2 separate regions of the Homo sapiens genome follow, and region 2 is linked to region 1. The links are chromatin loops, found by intact Hi-C in ENCODE. Cell type or tissue: thyroid gland. All regions are shown on one strand.

Evidence for each region. Peaks named below come from ENCODE experiments on the same cell type or tissue, not always from the same donor. Only the 100,000 strongest peaks of a DNase experiment are listed, where the experiment ranks them.
Region 2: it touches region 1 in a loop (2.9-fold over the local background); 64 of 110 quality-filtered maps call a loop at or near these places.

The regions. Positions count from the first base shown.
Region 1 is chr11:74,254,890-74,257,389 of GRCh38, reverse strand. It overlaps a transcript of P4HA3 not described here. Among named protein-coding and RNA genes, the nearest start is that of P4HA3-AS1, 55 kb to the left of the region's middle. In thyroid gland, a CTCF peak has its summit at 1,424 (motif pointing left); a DNase peak (open chromatin) is centred at 1,419; H3K27ac peaks cover 675 bases.
Region 2 is chr11:74,569,626-74,572,125 of GRCh38, reverse strand. No RefSeq gene overlaps it. Among named protein-coding and RNA genes, the nearest start is that of POLD3, 22 kb to the left of the region's middle. In thyroid gland, a CTCF peak has its summit at 1,418 (motif pointing right); no DNase peak of the experiment used is centred here.

The DNA.
Region 1 (2,500 bases):
ACTTTGGGAAGCTGAGGCGGGCAGATCACTCGAGGTCAGGAGTTTGAGACTAGCCTGGCCAACATGGCAAAACCCCATCTCTACTAAAAATACAAAAATTAGCTGGGCGTGGTGGCAGGCACCTGAAACCCCAACTACTTGGGAGGCTGAGGCAGGAGAATTGCTTGAACCTGGGAGGCAGAGGTTGCAGTGAACCAAGATTGTGCTGCTGCACTCCAGCCTAGGTGACAGAGGAGACTGTCTAAAAAAAAGAAAGAAAAAATGCTACCTCTTGTGAAACCATTCCTGGCCTGTTTCCAAATAGGTTTAGTTACTGCCCACCCCCAACCTTCTTACAACGTGGTCACTATTTCTATCACTGTCTCTCTAGACAATGAGTTCATTTTAAGAGCCTCATTATTTACCTCTGTCTACAAAGTCCATTGGATGCCTGGCACATATTGGGTGCTCGGGTTTGCTTAATCAGCAAATGCTCCTAACAGTATGTTAAGAGCGTGGGGCTATGAAGTCATGCCCCATTCCCCTCATGGCTTTGTCTTCAGTCCTCCCAGTCTCAAGATTCTGTCCCCCATCAGATCTACATCTGCCTCCAAAATGTGCCTACCTTCCTTTTTTGGGAAGGAGTTTCCCTTGGACTTTCACTAGTGTCTATGTGACAGGGCCTTTGGTTTGTCCCAAACATGCTCCTTCTGGCTTTGTGGCAATCCTTCATTCAAGGATTCTGGGATCTCCTTCTTTATTCCCTTCCTGAGTTCATACATGCTGATCTGTAGGCTCTGCAAGGACACTGTTATGGCCAACACATAGTAGGTGCTCGTTAAAGCCATGTTAAGTGAACACATGAATGGTCCCTTCTCTTCTGGGGTGTAATGGAATGCTCAGTAGACTTGGAATCAGAAGACAAAGATGCTGCCACTCTGGCCGTGGCTGTGGGCAAGCCATTTCAAATGTCTGAGCTTTTGCTTCCTTGCCTTTAAATTGGGGATAGTGCCTGTACTTCACAAGGATACAAAGGATGAATGGAGATGAAAGTGCCTAAAACACAACCAACCACAAAGCTCACGAGCATTTCATTCATTCTCAGCCTCCTCCATCAAGTGTAAAGAGGGTTCATCTCCACGGTCATCCTCCTTCTGCTCTTTTAAGTATCTGGTCCAAAATGACTTCTGCCCAGGGTCCCTTGTAGCATGCAGGAACAGAATGATGTGGAAGCAAGCCAGTTTTGAATTCTGACAGTCACTTCCAAGCTGTAGAATTTGGACCTGTCTGCCTACCTGTAAAAGGAACATAACAGCACCTACCTCATAGAGTTGCTGTGAAGATTAAATGAGATGTGTGTCAAGTGAATTAGATGACATTCAAAATTTGAGTGAACCTGATGAACCTGAGTGCCCCTGAAAACCAAGTGATCATGCTGCCCTCTTGTGGACAAGAGGGCACATAGCTCAGCAAAGGCACCCGCAAAGTGTTCCGGTGAGAGAAATCAAACCACACATAAGGAACTTCTCTCCTCTACTAGGGAGCTCATGAACTACCCTGAAATATTTCATCATCAACTAGACAAGAAATTTTCAGACATTGATGCACTTGTTAAAATGCAGATCAGTTCTGATTCAATAGGTCTGACATGGGGACACAGTTCTCTAACGAGCTTCCAAGAGATACTGATGCTATTGGCCCACAGACGGCCCTGAATAAAGTTCCTAACTATAACAATGTAACAGTGTCATAACAGGAACTACTTATTAAATGTCTTACCATGTGCCAGTTAGTGAGAAAGCCAGTTAACCTAGTTTAACTTGTATAATCCTCAAGACCCTGTGGGGTAGGTACGGTTTATCTCCATTTTTCAGATGAGTGAACTACAGCAGAGAGAAAGTTTGTTGCCATACCATACAGTGTAAGGGGTGGGGCTTGGGTTCTAATTTAGACACTCTGGCCCCAGAGCCTGCTAGGAGGAAGCCTCCAACAGTGTGGAGGACCACCCAGGGGGGAGGAGGGCAGCAAAGGTACTGAAGTGATCAAAGTGAGAGATGATGAGGCCTAAGCTAGGGCACTGGCTGTGGGATGGAAAAGAGGGGGACACGGAAAAGAGGATGAACAGGATTTGGTGGTAGACCTGAGGTGGGTGTAAGAGAAGTCATTCACTGTGGGTATCTGGTTTGGACAACTGGAGAGATGGTGATACCTATCACTTATTGAGCCAGGAAACGCTGGAGGAAGAGCAAGTTTCATGGGGAGCAAGTTTCCGGGGGAAGGTGGATTCAGCTTTAGAAACAGTCAATATGAAGTGGCTTTTGGTCATCTGGGAGAGACAGGAGGAGGAACCTGGGCCTACCTGTTCAGAGCTCAGGAAATGATTTGGGTTGTAGATGAAGTTTCACATAAGTGAAGCTATGGTGACTGAGATCATGTGGACAGTGCACAGATTGTCCTGCTCTGGACCAAAGTCGACACAGCCGATAATTAGGAGAGATGGGACTGGAATCCCATCCTGGCT
Region 2 (2,500 bases), 310 kb before region 1:
TCCCACCTCAGCCTCCCAAAGTGCTGGGATTACAGGTGTGAGCCACTGCATCTGGCCTGTCTTCTCTTGTTAAACTTGGAATCTTTAGCCCGCCAAGTCAATGAGCCTAAGCTAGCCTGCTGGAAGATGAGAGGCTATATGGAGGAGCATCAGGGTGCTCCAGCCAACTGCCAGTCACCAAATATGTGATTGAGCCAACTTACCAGCTATCCACAGACCCATGCATGTGGGAATCCAGCATAGATCAGCTAAATTGGCCAAGATCAAAACTGTGACCTGTATAAATATACTGTACCTTAGAACTGTGAACTAAACAAAATGATTGTTGTTTTAAGCCACTGTGTTTCAGGGTGGGTCATTTTATAGCAAAAGCTCACTGAGACAGAGATCCAGAGCAGTAAAGCTTTGGAGCTAAGCAGTCTGAGTTGGAAAGACAGCTTCTCCCACTTTCTAGCTATATGGCCTTGGGCAAGCCACTCAATTTCTCAGAGCTTCAGTGTCCTCATTTGAATAATGGGGGTAATGGTAGTGCCCATTTCCTGGGGTTGCAAGAATTCAATAAGATGATAGATGTCTGACATTAGCTTGTATGAAGCTTGGCTCAGCCTAAAGGGAGCTGTTGTTGCCATTGCTCCATTGTTCAGATGAGTAAACTGAAGATGAGAAAACTAAACTCCCAGGTGTTTGGTCACTTTCCCCAAGGTCAGTCAGCCAGAAAATGACTGAACTTGGGACTCACAGTCAAGACTTCTTAATTCCTACCAAGTGTAGGATTCCTAATAAGACTAGTGGGGTGACTGGCAGGGGGTGGGGAGGGACATTTATTGTCTACCTGGTGACAAATTTCCTTGTGTCCTGATTTCAGTAGGAAGCCAAAATAGGCTGGAGGTAATGAATAATCAAACTGAAGTTCTACGAAGATTAGTTGGTAGCACAAAGTACAACTCACTGGCAGGCACTGGCAGTTCCAGCCCTTCATTCTCTGAATCCAATGTCTTATCAAGTCGGATTTTCTTGTACTGTTTCTCAAATCCACTCATTTCTCTCTCTTTTTTTTTTTTTTTTACCTCAGCCCTTGCCCCTGTTCCTGGAGCTGTGCAATGGCTTCCAGCTTTCTTGGCGACTCCCACCGCAATCCTCTTTCCTCTCCTCTCGTCCTTCTCCAGCCACACTTTTAGCTCTGTGGCAACACATGCCTGATGCCTACCAGAGGTCAGATTCAGCTTGTGGGCTTTACCTTGGAGCCGGCTTCATGGTTTCCAGGTATTGGGATATAAGGCCTCCATGTGCCTGACACCCCAACCATCAAATTAGGATATTGGAGATGTCCCCAGCAAAGACTTTCAGAGCTGACCCTTTATAAGGGTGGCACCTAAATCCTACTGAAGGCCTGTAGGTACATACCATCAGTGAGCAGCAGATGGCAGAGTCACCTCTCCTTTTGCTATCTCCCATTAGGAGTTATTGCCGCTCCTTCCTCCATGAAGAATAACAATAAAGATAGGACCTCAATACACAATTAGAAAACGCTCTGTATGAAAAAGTTTAATTGAATTAATTGCCCAAATTTAAAGAATAAGGGATGTCCTAGTAAAATCATATTTCAGGCTTTTAAAAAATCCAAATATCTTGTGCTCTACCATGGTGAGCCTTGGTCCTTATCATTCCCTGTGTTCTCCCAACACTGAGGCCAAGTTATTTTTGCCATTGATCAAGGTGGTTGTACTATTATTTTTCTTAAAACTTTTTTTTTTTTTTGAGACAGGGTCTCACTCTGCCACCCAGGCTGGCGTGCAGTGACACAATCACAGCTTACTGCAACCTCCATCTCTTGGGTTCACGCTATCTTCCCACCTCAGCCTCCTGAGTAGCTGGGACTACAGGCACGTGCCACCATACCAGCTAAGGTTCATATTTTTTGTAGAGGCAGGGGTCTCCCTATGTTGCCCAGGCTGGTCTTCAACTCCTGGGCTCAAGTGATCCACCTGCCTCGGCCTCCCAAAGTGCTGAGATTATCGGCGTGAACAACTGCACCTGGCCTAAACATTTTTTTTAATGTGTGAAATATTTATTGATCATGTCTTTAACAAAAGTAAGAAAATTCTGGGCATGGTGGCTCATGCCTGTAATCCCAGCACTTTGGGAGGCTGATGGGGGTGGATCACTTGAGGCCAGGAGTTTGAGACCAGCCTGGGCAACATAGCAAGACCCTGTCTGTACAAAAAATTACAAAAATTAGCTGGAAGTGGTGGCACATGCCTATAGGTCCAGCTACACAGGAGAAGGAGGTAGAAGGGTTGCTTGAGCCCAGGAGGTTGAGGCTGCAGTGAGCCAAGATAGCACCACTACACTCTGGCCTGGGCAATAGAGTGAGACCCCATCTCAAAAAAAAAAGGAGGTGATAAATTATAAGTGAATAAAATGTAATTGAATAAATGAAACGGAGGTTGTAGGCATTTGAGCTTGTCCCCTCTAATCCAACCGCTCTCCCTGCCTAGCC